2 separate regions of the Homo sapiens genome follow, and region 1 is linked to region 2. Evidence: read pairs that join two places in POLR2A ChIA-PET (ENCODE). Cell type or tissue: HepG2. All regions are shown on one strand. Links, peaks and the distances in the headings refer to the core of each region. The heading gives the core; the rest is flanking DNA.

Region 1 (8,049 bases), core at 2,008-7,007, 100 kb after region 2:
TCAGGTCCCATGGAACCGTAGTCTATAAATGTATGCATGTTTAGGAGGCGGAATTATGGGGGATTGGAATGCTTTCTATGCTTCTCTATGTTTTCTGTTTTTTAAATGAAATAAACTCGTATGATGATGATGAGGGTGAAACAAGCAAGACAAATGTGCCCATCAAATCTTTTAGGGCTCTAATATCTTACTACTCCTTGAAAAATATTTGTGTTATGTTTTCCCTTCATCTTAGTTTATAACTTTTTTTCTTTTTGAGACGGAGTCTGGCTCTGTCGCCCAGGATGGAGTGCGGTGGTGCGATCTCGGCTCACTGCAAGCTCCGCCTCCCGGGTTCACGCCATTCTCCTGCCTCAGCCTCCCGAGTAGCTGGGACTACAGGCGCCCGCCACCACGCCCGGCTAATTTTTTGTATTTTTAGTAGAGACGGGGTTTCACCATGTTAGCCAGGATGGTCTCGATCTCCTGACCTTGTGATCTGCTCACCTCGGCCTCCCAAAGTGCTGGGATTACAAGTGTGAGCCACCGCCCCCGGCCCTTAGTCTACTCATTTAAAAAGAGGCAAGAGTTTCTCTCCCTCTCCTTCGGGGAGCTGCAGCTTTCCTTGTATTTTTTGGCATGAACAAGCTGTAGGAAGGGTGGATCAGTGCCTTCCTGCAAACCCCAGCAGTGTTTCAGGTAAGAACGTTACTGTTTTGGCACCTGTTCCAACACAATCACCCAGGGCAATTCCAGTGCCAAAAACTTTCTCAATGTGTGTGGGTATATAACATTCTGGGAAGTGACCTAGCTAATCACACATGGACATAAATATGGGAAAAGCTAATCACACGTGGACATAAATATGGGAAAAGACACTACAGACTATTACAAGGTGGGGAGTGGGAGGGTTGAAAAACCTATGTTGTGGTATGCTTACTACCTGGGTGATGGAATTCGAACCCCAAACCTCAGCATCATGCAATATTCCCATGCAACTAACCAGCACATCTACCTCTGTATCTGAAATAAAAGTTGAAGTTTAAAAAAAACAGGAAAAAGAAAGCCAAACGTGAGTGGGCTGGGTGGCTCATGCCTGTAATCTCAGCACTTTGGAAGGCTGAGGCGAGAGGATTGCTTGAGGCCAGAAGTTCAAGACCAGCCTGGGTGGCCGGGCACGGTGGCTCATGCCTGTAATCCCAGCACTTTGGGAGGCCGAGGTGGGTGGATCACAAGGTCAGGAGTTCAAGACCAGCCTGGCCAAGATGGTGAAACCCTGTCTCTACTAAAAATACAAAAAAAATTAGCCAGCTGTGGTGGCAGGTGCTTGTAATCCCAGCTACTCAGGAGGTGAGGCAGAGAATTGCTTGAACCCAGGAGGCGGAGGTTGCAGTGAGCCGAGATCAAGCCACTGCACTCCAGCCTGGGCAACACAGCAAGACTCTGTCTCAAAAAAAAAAAAAAAAAAGACCAGCCTCGGCAACATAGTGAGACCTCATCTCTACTAAAAATAAAAATTAAAAGATTAGGGGACTGTGGTGGCATGTACCTGTAGTCTCAACTACCCAGAAGGCTGAGGCAGGAGGATTAGTTGAGTCCAGGAGATCGAGGCTGCAGTGAGCTGTGATTGCACCACTGTACTCCAGCCTAGGTGACAGAATAAGACTCTGTATAAAAAAGAAGAAAAGGAAAAAAAAAAGAAAGCTAAACATGAGCTGTTAGGCATGGCTGCACATACACACACACACACACACACACACACACACACACACACACACACACATTTTCCGACTTTTTTCAGACATTTTCAGACTGCTTTCGGTCTTGAAACTAGGCCAGTATGCCGACTACATGGGATGTTACATCATTTTTCTTGCTACTTTTCTATGTATTTTGCAAGCTGAATCAGTGTTCGCAGATACTCTTGCGTTTCAGTCCGAGTAAGATAGTCTTTAAGATACCTTTTAATATGCACGTTGAAAAGATAGAATGTATGATGCTGAGATTACAGGGATTGAGAAAGGCAAAGTATGTGAATCAGGTAGGCCAGTTCTCTGGCTTTGTAATTTGACATTTTAAATGAGTAGCACATCCTTTAACCAACAAAGTTATGGGGTAGCCTAGAAAGAGAAACCACTTGAATTTTAAATAGAGGATACAGAGAAGAGGACAGAATCTTCCCTGTGAACTATCTTAGCAGCATCTGGTTCTTTTGAGGTACTTTGAATGTGTTAGAGCTTAGAAACGGATACCCCAAAATATGGCACTTTGACATGCTGAACTGAAAAAGAAGCCTCAAGGTCTCTTGGACCTCCTCCCTGTCCTGTCTCTTAATCCTCCTTGCAGGATGAAGTTGTCCCCTGAAATTCCTTATTTGCCTACATTTTGGACCTGACAATGAAGAAAACAATTACTTCTGGCCCCTTCCCTGAGTTTTTATTAACTGAACTCATGGGAAGAAAGACTGAATTCTATCAACACGCCTGGACAGACTGGTCACAAACTATTGTCTGCTCTGCTGGCCCAAAAGACTTTATCCCAGGCCACTGTAGGTTCTCCAGGCCCATCGAAATCCCCTAAAAATCATCTACACGTCTCTATCTGTCTTTCCCCTAAGAAGTATATACAACCATCTGTACCTCACTGGGATATTGGACAATCATTCTGTGATTCTCCCTCATGCTCACTAACACATCTGTAGGCCATTTTGCCTATTAATCTGCCTTTTGTCAGTTGATTTTTCAGTAAGCCTTCAGATGGCAAAGAGAAGTTTTTCCTTGATCCCTATAAATTTATAGTAGAATGTATGCTATAAAAGACCTGATAGCCCCATTGTCATGGATGACATTTCTCTCATGTGGGTGTGCCAACTCGTGCAGATGACAATTTTATAAATGTGTGTGCTCCTGTGAATTAGACTGTTATAGTAACATTAAACTGCTAAAGAACTTCACCTACTTTCTGGATTTGCAAGTAAATAATTTGGCTATTTTTTTTTTCAGTCTAAAGGCAGATAGCTGATAAGCTACATGAATTGGCCCAGTGGATTAAGTAATTTTTCATAATGCCTGATTACTAGTTTCTGAGAGTAGGATATCTAGAGAAGGAGTTTTTGGGGGAGATAGGAACAGAGGCTGATCAGTTTATTTCTTTATGCTTTGACCTCCTCTAAGAAAAATGCTGGCTGCTACAAAAGTTTCTATCTTAACATTTTTCTGCAAGTTTGTTATTACCATTTATGAACTCCCCATTTCCCACAGAGGAAGGAAAGAATAGACAGAACTGAGTGATAAACTAGACAAAGGGAATGGCTTAGTAGGACATGGCTTCTGCCTTTTGTGTTTCCAGTATTTGTCTACTGCTAAGGAAATCAGTATGTGGCACATAACTGGGGCAAAGGATTCAACACTCAGCACTTCGAGCAAGAAGTCACCATCATTAGCATTATTGTGGCAGCTACAAGGAGACGCCCAACAATTTACTGCAAATGACATAAAATAGATACACTGACTCCCAGCTGGATTTTTACTATTTTTGTCCACATTCTGAGGGCTATCAAAATACTTTTTAATTCACTTCCAGACCATCCCAACTTCTACAATGACTCTTTCTCTCTACAACCAGCTAAATTTAATTTCATTATGATTTGCCAAAGGTTAACTGAGAAAAGTAACAGCCAAGAATTAAGAAAACAGGTATAACATGAAAGAGGGAAAAAATCATTTATTTTGAAGGGTGGCCTGACCAAGCAACATGGCTCCAGAGTGGAATGAAAGAGATAAAAATAGGAAGACGATTGGGTGAAGCAGAAAAAAAAAAAACAGAAGCAGTAGAAACAGATCAATGAGAATGTGTTTCTAGAGCCTATTATGTTTCTGAAGTTGAAGTGATAAACATATTGCATACCCTTTGTTCTAGAGACCTTTCAAAGGACAGAATTCCTTTTCTCAAGCATTGAGCTCTCTCCATCTTTAGAGTCTTTTCAGTCTGTTTCACACAGTGTCAGAAGAAGGTTGCCTCAAAAGTTGGTAGAATTACTGTAATTCCCTCCATGACAGTAGTAAAGTTGGATCCTGCTGATTAGAGCAAAACACAAAAGCTCACTTCCAGAGAACTGTGATCTTCTCATAAAACAGTTGGCATCGCCTGAAAGGGAGGTATTGTTGGTAGGTAAGCCAATGTCCTAGGGCCTGGGACTCAGCCAGCATCTCATGTAACAACCATGCTGCCTATCCACTTTTGTTTGTTTTCCCAGACAAAAATGATTGCAACACATTTCAGAGCCAATGCAAAAACTCTGCCTTTGTAATATGCTGACTTGCTGTCAATAATTAGATGTTCTAAATTGCTACACTAGACAATGAGGTCCAACTTAAAAAAAAATACAAAAACCCAGTTAAAAGCTCAATTGGCCAAGAGGTTATTTCTGCAAAATGATCACCAGTGGTTTTTTTCTTTTCTTTTATTTTTTGTGGGGGGCGGGTGTGGAGTAGATGAAATGTGTCCAGAGAAGAAAAAAAAATCATACTTCTGTAAATATTTTCTTAACTTCCTTTTGCCAGGCAGCTCTGGTTTAGTGAGACATACACTAGGTTAAATTTCAAAACACTTGGATACTAACTGTGCTACTTTGGAGCAAGCCATTTAATCTCCCTGAGGCCCAGATCATTCATCTATAAAGTGAGAATAGTAATACTTCGACTGACCACGTCACAGTATGATTAAATATCCAATGATATATTGTACATGAAAGCATTTATCAACTGCAAGTCATGATACTAATGTGAGGACTGTAGAGTTGCCTTTATTTTCCTCAGAGCAGATTTAATTCTGGGGTGCTGGAGAGAAGTAGGAGAGGTTCAGCTCCAGCTCTATCTCATTTCCCCACGTCTGAGAGGCTGGAAGAGAAAGGAGTGGATCTTGAGTTGGCAACTCCCATTTCTCCATCAGCAGAAAGAGAAAACTGGTTTTCAGGTTTCCTCCTACCCCATGAAGTAAGAGTCCCTTCCTCTAAATATTAAAGAAATTTATTAACTATCTAGATTTTCCTTGACTTTTGCTTCTTTATCTAGGCTATGTTGTTCAATATGACAGCCACTAGTGATTTGTGGTTACTGAACTCAAGAAATATGGTTAATCAAAATTGAGATGTGCTGTTAGTGAAGAATACATGCCAGGTTTTGAAGATAATAGTCCAAAAATACCTGAAAGAATGTAAAATATCTCACTAATGTTTTTTATGTTGATTTCACATTGTAAAGATAATATTTTAGATATATTAGATTGTACAAGATATGTTGTTAAAAATAAATTTTATGTTTCTTTTGACTTTTTCAATTGTAGCTACTATAGTTTAAAATTTTATATTTTATATCACTTTATATGTCTTTTTTTTTTTCCAAGATGGAGTCTTGCTCTATTGCCCAGGCTGGAGTGCAGTGGTGTGATCTCGGCTCACTGCAACCTCTGTCTCCCAGGATCAAGCGATTCTCCTGCCTTAGCCTCCCGAGTAGCTGGGATTACAAGTGTGTTCCACCACTCCTGGCTAATTTTTTGCATTTTTAGTAGAGATGGGGTTTCACCATGTTGGCCAAGCTGGTCTCAAACTCCTGACCTCAGGTGATCCACCCACCTTGGCCTCCCAAACTGCTGGGATTACAGGCATGAGCCACCGCACCCAGCCTCACTTTATATTTCTATTGGATTTGGACAATCAGAGAGGAAGGAAAAACCCGAGTCCCCAGTAGCCTTATTTCATGCCTCTTTCTTTCCATTTTTCAGTCTCTCTCCACCCTCATGCGTTCCAGGTATTGGGAAGTCAATTCTTTTGAGACAAACATCAAGAAACCAAAGAAAGATCAATAGGAAGATCATTTCATCACATTTATAGCACATGGCACCAAATAGACAGTCAGCATCCATTCAGTCAATCAATCATGCATTTAATTAAAATGAAGAATACAGAAATTTGGCAATCTCATGTCCTGAAAAAACAGATACACTAGGAATGAGTAATTTCTCTTTTCACTCTTACAAGTTCTGAAAAGGAGGAGATACTATGATTAGGCTATGAACTATACTGTGTATAGTCACTTATTAAAATCTTATTTTATATAATGGCTATCTGTAGGCATTTAAAAAAAACTCCCTTCTAAAGGTCTAGATATCTTGAGGTCAATAAATGTGCTCTGTATCCAATAAGTACTGAGCAAATGTTGTTGAATATAATGAATAAAATAAATGATATAATCAGTCTATCACTTTATCTTTCTAACCAAAATTAAAATTTGAAGCTAAAATGTTGTATGGTTGATTCGATGATGATATAGGCATTAAAACATGAGTTGTGCCTTAAGGTATGCTTTGCTTTTATCTGATAAAACAATCTTATTTAAATTTTTTTTTTTTAAATAATAGAGACTGGGTCTCAATATGTTGCCCAGGCTGGTTTTGAATTCCTGGGCTCAAGCAATCCTTCTGCCTCAGATTCCAAAAGTGCTGGATTACAGGTGTGAGCCACCACACCCAGCCAAAAAAATCTTATTTTTAAGTCACTTCAAAAAGTAACCCATTTGAGAGTGAATAAATTCTTCCCAGATTAAATCCTGGCTGATGAAGAACACTTATTCCTAAAATAAAATCCCCATCCATTTTTGTCATCTCAGCAACCATCTAAAAATTGTCCCAGGAACAAACTGATTCACCCTATATGAAATAACAGAATAACAGAGAAGAACGATAATCCCATTAACCTGGTAGATCCGGAATGAAATGCAGCTGGAGGATGGAGCAGATTGGAGGTGGGAACAGGGAACACTCAGCAGGCTCCCAGCCCCGAACACCCCTGGAGTCTCAACAGCCTCAATCCATCTGGAAGGGAGGGCTTGGGGGAAGGGCTGAGCATGGCTGCAGGGATCAAAGCTAAGCAGGGGAAAACAGCTAGAGCACTGTCTGCTCTTTGAGCAAAGATAATAGAGTCCTCTCTGTGGTGAAGAGAATGAACACACAGGAAGATTTAAAAACACAACAAACCCGGAGCCGATCAGATTCCTTTATTCCATACCTCAAACTCATCAGGCTTGTCCTCAATTCAGAGTCTCTCTATATTGAATTACAGGGTTAGAAAAATAAAGGGCATCCCATTGAGTGCTTTTCAAACAGTGGGTTGCCACTCTTTAGTGTGAGAGAATCAATTCAGTGGGTGGAGGTTTGCATTTAGAAACTGAAATAAATTAGAATGGAAAATAGAAGGAATTGCATGGAAAAGGGATAAATATTGTTTCATGAATTTTTTGGTGTGTGTGTGTTTGGTACAGGTAAAATACATCTTACTGTAGGCATTAGCCAAACTGTGAAACTGAAAATTAGTCAACTCTATCTCCCTCCCGTATTATTATGGGTTATTAAAATCAGTTCTTCAGGCCTTCAGGAATAGGCTTTTTAGAACCTCCACAGCTAATTCTCTGTTGAGGTATTCCTCCTGCATTCTAGAAATATAGACAATGTCACAGACTCAGTGCAAACCATCCTGAAAAATAGCTCCAGGATCAGGCATTGCATTATGAGGAAGCTAATACTGTTTGTCAGAATCTGAGGGCAGCCTCCCTTTAAAGACCCTAATTAAGGAGAGGGAATGAAGAAAAAATGGTAATAGCATGCCTCAAATGTGAGGCTGCCTCTTGGCCACTATTCATTAGAAAGCCCACAAACTGTGGGCTCTATTTAAGGAACGTCTGGGATGGTTTTGGGCGGGGAAGCAAAACAGACCCAGTCAAATACTTCCCCTTTTATTCTCAACTCTGTTGTCAGCTTACTTTTCTCACCTTGATTTATTTCTTGAAATTTTAGTCAAATTCATTGACAATTTGCCTTATGATTCACAAAGTAGATGAGAGTGAATAGAGAAGCGACCTGACAGAGAAGAGAGCAGGACTATTTAAAAGATTCTGGCAAGAGGTGAGAACATTCCTCGATCCACTATAGAAAACCACCAGTGATCAAACAAACACAGTGAATTCCATTTCTAGGTCTCAAGGAATTAAGCATAACATTCAAAGTTGACTAGATAAA
Region 2 (8,049 bases), core at 2,064-7,063:
TGTAATCCCCAGTGTTGGAAGAGAGGCCTGGTGGGAGGTGACTGGATCATGGGGGTGGATTTCCCCCTTGCTGATAGTGAGTGAGTTCTCAGGAGATCTGGTTGTTTAAAAGTGTGCAGCACCTCCCCCTTCTCTGCTCTGGCCACGTGGGACGTGCCTGCCTCCCCTTCGCCTTCTGCCATGATTGTAAGTTTCCTGAGGCCTCCCCAGCCATGCTTTCTGTACAGCCTGCAGAGCCAATCAAACCTCTTTTCTTTATAAATTACCCAGTTTTAGGTATTTCTCTATAGCGGTGTGAGAATGGACTAATACGGTCAGTCATGTCATACAAATTCAAGGCTACATTAATTCATGCTCACCACAAACACACAGGGAACTAAGTCACTGTCGGTAGGGTATATGCTGATCAACTGTGACACAGTTTCTGCTAAGGCTTCTTTAAATTTTTATTAGATTTAATTCTATAACCTTCTATTGAATGCTTAAAAATATTTCTAAGCAATAAGTTTTGATGAGGATAATTCAAAAAGAAAAGGAACACTGTCAATTTACTTATCTTTTAAAAATGTACAGCCAGGCACGGTGGCTCACGCCTGTAATCCCAGCAATTCAGGAGGCCAAGGTAGGTGAATCATCTGAAGTCAGGAGTTCGAGACCAGCCTGACCAACATGGTGAAACCCCATCTCTACTAGAAATACAAAATTGGCTGGGTATGGTGGCACATGACTATAATCCCAGCTACTTGGGAGGCTGAGGCAGAAGAACTGCTTGAACCTGGGAGGCGGAGGTTGCAGTGAGCCGACATTGTGCCATTGCATTCCAGCCTGGGCAATAACAGTGAAACTCTGTCTCAAAAAAAAAAAAAAACAAAAAAAACCAAATAGTTGACTCATATTATTTTTGAGACACTTCTTACTGTTCATCCCTTTTTATTTCCCTTCTGAAAAAGCCAATAATCACATTTATTTTATTTTATAAAAGACGTCTTAAAATTACATAACTTAATTTCACCAACATGGTGAAACCCCATCTTTACCAAAAATACAAAAGTTAGCCTAGCTGGGTGTGGTGGTGTGCACCTGTAATCCCAGCTACTCAGGAGGCTGAGGCAGGAGGATCGCTTGAACTTGGGAGGTAGAGGCTGCAGTGAGCCAAGATCGTGCCACTGCCCTCCAGCCTGGGTGACAAAGCAAGACTCTGTCTCAAAAAATTAAAAAATTAAATGCAAATTTAGTCTGTAAGTGAACAATCACATAAAACTTTTTTTCCTATTCATACTATAAAAGTATGCATAGCACTAGTTTGTCACATCTATGGTTTACTTGTGATTACCCAACATTTTCTTAAGTATAAATTCAAACATCTAAAGTGTGCATAACCATTAAGTTTCACTACTTTCTGTTGAAGAGCAACTCTATTTGGACCTATGTCACCTGACTCTGACAACCTTCAGAGCTGGATGATGACCTGGAGGAGGCCCTAAGCACTAAGATATGGTATGGTTCACGGGGCCTGCCTCTCTCTTCCTCTCCCTTTTCCCCTGCTCCCACCAAAAAAAAAAAAAAAAAAAAAAAAACACATTAGAGCAAAATTAGGAGTAAATCAATCCAAAGTCCTAATTCTCCACATGACTATCTTGATGTTGTTTTTCAAATAAATTTTGACAGAACAAACCAAAATGAAGAGGAGTTAGTCACTGCATGATTCTTTCCATTAGTCCTAAAATAAGCTTAATATACACAGACTATCAGTTCTAATAAAATTTTAATAAAGTCAAAGCCAATAGACTGAGAACTAAAGAAAATCCTGGTTACATTCAACACCATTTACGTTTAGGCACCATCGTAAGCTTTCAATCACATGTAAATGCACTCCTGAAATAAATTTAAATTGGGATTCAAATTATCTGCACCTGCTCCCTTAAACCTGAGGCCTGCCCAGCTTTGACCAACAGGATGTGCCAGGAATGACCTGTGTAGTTCCGAGGTTAGGCCTCAAAAACCCTTGCTGCACCCACTCTTGCCTCCTCGGTCACCGGCCACTGTGTGAACAAACCACAGAGGGGGCAACGGAGGTGTCTGGCCAACCCTCGAACACTCAGCCCTAGTCTAGACCAGCTCTCTGCAGCCCCACTGTTGAGCCCATAATTTTCCATCCTAGCCTAGTCTAACTAGCAACCCACAGGATCATGAATACATGATTTTTGTTTTAAGCCTCTAGAGTTTGAGTTGTTTTGTTATACAGCAAATATTGATCAGACATCATCCAAACCCACTGATCCAGCCCAAAAGTCCAACTACTCTGGCCTCCATTTCATGCCCATGTTTCTATTTAAAATGATATGATTTGGTATTTATGTACATAATCTCAAGTGTTTCTCCTAAATGTGTAACCTAAATACACTCTATTATTTCTAATAAACTCAGTTCCATTCCTATCTCATTCATTAAGGCATTTCTACCTCTCCACCCTACAATGATTTTTCTTTCTCTATGAATGCTGATTGTACTTTACTTTCTACCATCGGTATCACTTACTCGGCACTTAGCATATGTTGCCTTGGAATTTTTTTTCCTCTATAAATTTTATGGTGAAACTGACTTAGGTGGCATCCAGAGTTGTGTCACATGTTCTATTTTTTATTTTTTTAAGAGATGAGGTCTCACTATGTTACCCAGGCTGGTCTCTAACTCCTGAGGCTCAAGTAATCCTCCTGCCTTTGCCTCCCAAAGTGCTGGGATTACAGGCTTGAGCCACTGTGCCTGGCCTGTCACATCTTCCTAGATGTTGAGAAACTTATCTTCTTCCCATGTTACCTTGTATTTTTGCGAACTTTTAAAATGCATGCCCTGATTTACTATTAAATCATTAGCTCTATTAGGGCTGAAATAAATTGCAAATTGCGGCTACCTCTATCTCCTGCTGTAGTTCTTTGCACATAATAGAAAAGAATTAATGAGTGAATTATAAATTTGATCAATTTCAGAAATTTAGTTTGGTTATTAACACATCATGCATCAAATAATATGAGTAATCTAAGTACCCTTAAAAATAAAAATCTCATTCCAAAACAAACCAAGAAATAGTTCAAATATGGAGCTAAGAATATATAAGTGAGAATAAAAAATTGCTATCAATAACAATAAAAACTTCCGGGTTACTGTGTGTTTTTAGAGTTTTCATTTTGTAGAAATCAAATAAAAATGTTAAATAACTTCAATTAGACACCTACATTTGTAAAAGTTGAAATCCCCCAAATTCATGTTCTCAGTACTTACACTATACAAAGTGATCAAAATAAAATACAACTTAGTTTTTATATTATCTTTCTTTCTCGTTTGATACATAAAAAGTAATTTTAAAAAACTGCCTTAAAATAGTCATATATGTGTAACAAAATAATCTGAAAAGATATATGTCAAATTGTTAACAGCAACTACTTTTGAGAATTAGGATTTTAAGGAAGACAACTGTCCATTTCTGCTTTATTCTGAGATTTTTTTAAATGAGTATGCTGCTTATGATATTTTAAAACGATTTTTTAATGACTTTTAGATTTTTTTGTTTTTTGTTTTTCTTTCAAAAAATGGTTAAAGCCTTCAATTCCTCTTCACTGTGTTGCACTAGAAATGAATTAAAATCTTGAGATCATATAAAACAGTTCCTGGGTTTCCTAGCAACACTGAAGGGCCTCTTTTCACAGAGGAATAGTTTTTCAAGTGCTGAAGTACGCAACAGACACAAATTACATAAGACAAAAGACAGACACTTGGTCTCAGACAGCGGCCCTGGGCATCTTTCCTAATACTGCCCAATTTTATTTATGCAGCAAGTAGATTAACAATTTAACTTGCAAACTACTTGCAGGTTGAAACACGGTTTAAAAGGTAAATCAAATATCAGATCTTCTTACAATTTTATTCAAATTTATAATTCAGGATGTGATAAAATATGCGGCACATTATTAAGCTGCAAGTATTTGCAGTCTAGTTAATAAGTGCACAGCACTAGATCATATTATGTAAATAAACAGACGGAACCACATCCCATATTGGCAGTGACTGAAATAACATTTCCCAGTTTTCTGCTTGCTTTTCTTATCTCCAGTTTCTAAATCACTTGGATCTTTAAAGCTTCTCTTCTGCACAGTCTGACTTATATCTGAGCATCAAAGTGACATGAGTTCATCAAAGAGTATTTTTTTAGCCCTTGATGTCACCTCCTACTAAGGCCTTAGAAGATCTGGTTCCACTATAAGATTGGAAGCAAACTGGAGAGAATGGAAGAAGCTATTCTTCTAGAAGGGAGGTAATGTTATGAACTGATAACATGCGTTGGCTTCTTTCACTTGTTTTTTCAAATTTAAGCTGTTTGTTAACCTAGGTGGTCTTCAGTGATCTTTTCCTTCTGGCAATCTTAAAGTCATAAACATTAGAAAGTGCTCATGAAATGTTATCACTAGTTTTTTAAAAAGAGAAGTAAACATGAGAATTTTTAATAATGTTTTGAGTGAGGAAAGCCTTAGAGAAAAGTAGAACAGAAAAACACAAAAGCTATGGAAGAAGACAAAAATTTAACTATACTAAAAATCTTATTAAAAAATCACCATTTGGCAAAAACAGAGTAATAATTGTTTCAGGCAAAATATTGAAAATTGGTGCTGAAAGCTATGATGAGAAACAGCATTTGTTACATAATGTCAAAGTATCTTCCCACAAAACACTTTCATTACAGAGGAAAAAGTAGTAACTTTACAGTGAAGAAATCTGGTATACATCACCTTAATCAAACGATCAAATTTACCTTCACCAGAACAAATGGACATTATGTACCTCCTGATTAGAAAAGAACATAGTATTACTTCTGTAGTATTGCATACCAAGTCAAAAATGCATACTCTAGCCATGAAAAGACATGGAGTAAACTTAAACACAAATGCATATTACTAAGTGAAAAAAGCCACTGTATGATTACAACTATATGACATTCTGGAAAAGGCAAAACTACAGAGAGTAAAAAAAAAAAAAAAAATCAACAGATGCAGGGGAAAGAGGGAAGAGGAGAATAGGTGGAACATAGGATTTTTTTTTTGAGACAGAGTCTTGCTCTGACGCCTGGGCTGGAATGTAGTGGCGCGATCTTGGCTCACTGCAAGCTCCGTCTCCCAGGTTCACGCCATTCTCCTGCCTCAAGCCTCCCGGGTAGCTGGGACTACAGGTGCCCACCACCACGTCCGGCTAATTTTTTTTTTTGTATTTTTAGTAGAGACGGGGTTTCGCCGTGTTAGCCAGGATGGTCTTGATCTCCTGACCTCGTGATCCGCCCGCCTCGGCCTCCCAAAGTGCTGGGATTACAGGCGTGAGCCACCGCGCCCAGCCGGAACATAGGATTTTTAGGGCAGGGAAATGCTTCTGTGTAATACTATAATGGTGGCTGCATGTCATCCATTTGTCCAAACCCGTAGAATGTACAAAACCAAGAGTGAACCCCGATGTAAACTATGGACTCTAGGTGGTAATGTTATGTCAATACGGGTTCATCAATCCTAACAAGGTACACTCTGGTGGGGGGCGTGTTGACAAGCGAGGGAGATGTTGGTGCATGGGGGAAAGGGGTACAGGGGAACTCTGTACTTTCTGCTCGATTTTGCTGTAAATCTAAAACTGCTGTACAAAATAAAGTCTATTTTTAAAAAAGATTAACAAGAGAGCACACAACCATATTTATAATTAAATAAATATAAATTAGAATAACGTAACATATTTCAAATATAAAATTGACGGTGGTTAAAAAAATTCAATAAGGCCAATCTTGGCAAAAGTGTTGGAAACTGTGGCAACACAGAAAGTAAATCAGCACAACCTACTGTCAACGCAGTAGAAGACGTGTGAAATGTCAGTGTGCTAATCCACTTTTAGGAACTGCAGCTGAACTCTCATAACTGAACAGCTCATATGTACAAGGATATTACTCACTGATGCTCTCTGAAACACAAAAACATCTGAAAACAACCTAAATGTCCAACAACAGTCAGGAAAATCAGAGTAAGAAATTCAAGCTCACCTACCTCAGACAAAGAGCAAGGACAAACAGATCAGGTAGAACCAGTCCCCTCCAGCAAAAAGATGCTACTAAAATTTGGCTTCTGGGGAGTAATGCTGACTTTCACTCATATAAATAGAAGTATGACTAAATATTGCCACCTTCAGCTTTGGTTCCATTCACCCAACAGCAAATACAATCATCGAATGAAATTAGGTCTTTCAAAAGGAACATAACATTAAACATATAATGTATACTAATAAATATATTAATAGAATAAAAATACTTTTGGGGGACGGCGGTAGAGTAAATCATGTCCCCCCCAAAATTCATATGTTGAATCCCTGACCTCCTATGTGACTGTATTAGAGGTAGGGCTTTTAAGGAAGTGATTAAGATTAAATGAGGCCATAGCATAGAGCCCAGAACAGAAGGAACTGACATCCGCTTAAGAGAAGGAAATACCGGAGCACTCTCTCTGCCACGTGAGGATAGAGGGAGACGGCAGCTGTCTACCAGCCAGGAAGAGGGCCCTCACCAGAAACCAAACTTGCTGGCATCTTAATCTTGGACTGCCCAGACTCCAGAGCTGTGAAAAACCAAGTTTCTATTGTTTAAGGCATCTATGGTATTTTGTATTGGTATTTTGTCTATGGCATTTTGTTACGGCAGCCTGAGCAGACTAATACAGACTGCATACAGAGCAGTGAAGTTTCTCATCATGGATAGGGTATACTGTTCAACTGGACATGAAGGTAATGATTTCAGCAGAAATTCTCAAGAAGATTTAAACATATTGGGAATTCGCAAAATGATGGAAAAATGTACTTTTCAATCCATTAGCCAATAAAGACACGAGGGAACTGCCTGGATGGTCCCTCTCAGGAGAAAAAAAAATTATGTACATTAATATACAGAAGTGCACAGGAATTTAAATTTATTGCTTATCTGTAAGTCAAGCATTATGCAAAGGGCTTTAATTATTTCATCTGATCCTTACAAAACCTGTGGAACAGGCATTACAGACAATGACATCAAAGAACTGCTTCTTATGCAAAATCCAAGTAAATGTTGAATAATACCAGTTACTTAATCCAGACTAATGTGGAAGGAGAAGAGGGAAGTGAAAGATCATAAAGGCACTGAAATAAGAAAAATGAGGATATGAGACAAGAAAATTCAAGAGCAGGAAGAAGTCTGTTTAGGTAATAGGGATATCCTTGTAGATCCCCTGAGAATCTAAAATAAGGAAAGCACAAACCAGCGACAGTTTTAAAGCTGGGCTGGAAGACTTCTAATAACACAAGAAAATATGGGGGTAATTTTATAATTCAACCCACATACTTGATTTGGAGGCAGGGGGACCAGTGGCAGCAAGCTGAGATGATGTTTGATCAAACTGTTTGTTTCCCCAGCACAACCCTAAATTTCTCCTTTGAACTCCTTATCTCAGTGACGTGACCTACTACCAACACTTTTGGCAATCAATCCCTGCATAAGATCACAGATGCAAGAAATAGCTGCATCACCAATCATCTGCACAAACCTGGAGACAAAATGAAAGGCAGCAGGGTATCAACGTTCACTCATTCAAAGCATACTATGTCCTCTTTAATACATTCCAAATCCAACCATTTTTACCTATATCCAGGCCACTATTATCTTTCACGTGGCCTGGATGTAGCCTGCTAACTGGCTTCCCTGCAACCACACTTTCTCATTCTAACTTGTTCTCCATACTTCACCCAGAGTGTTCTCTATATAATTGCTTTTATTTATCTATTTTTTTGAAACAGGGTCTCACTCTGTTGCCCAGGCTGAAGTGCTGTGGCACAACCAAGGCTCACTGTGGCCTCAAACCCCTGGGCTCAAGGGATCCTCTCCTGCCTCAGCCTCCCAAGGAGCTGGGACTACAGGTATGTGCCACCATGCCCACTAATTTTATTTTTATTTTTATTTTCCCAGTGGAGTTGCAGTCTCGTTATGTTGCCCAAGCTGGTCTTGAA

The links. Peaks named below come from ENCODE experiments on the same cell type or tissue, not always from the same donor. Only the 100,000 strongest peaks of a DNase experiment are listed, where the experiment ranks them.
Region 1: POLR2A ChIA-PET joins it to region 2 with 5 read pairs; 2 of 35 experiments call an interaction of 5 or more read pairs at or near these places.

What each region holds. Positions count from the first base shown.
Region 1 is chr21:17,437,680-17,445,728 of GRCh38, reverse strand. LINC01549 (long intergenic non-protein coding RNA 1549) reads right to left here and starts at 6,839. Exons shown (of 4, transcript NR_037586.1): 1 at 6,732-6,839; 2 at 3,886-4,055; 3 at 1,529-1,646. RefSeq lists an enhancer at 6,627-7,210. In HepG2, for the core only: no CTCF peak of the experiment used is centred there; DNase peaks (open chromatin) are centred at 4,178 and 6,928; H3K4me3 peaks cover 1,210 bases.
Region 2 is chr21:17,538,601-17,546,649 of GRCh38, reverse strand. The region is part of intron 1 of CXADR (CXADR cell adhesion molecule); the gene reads right to left. Among named protein-coding and RNA genes, the nearest start is that of CXADR, 30 kb to the right of the region's middle. In HepG2, for the core only: no CTCF peak of the experiment used is centred there; a DNase peak (open chromatin) is centred at 4,109.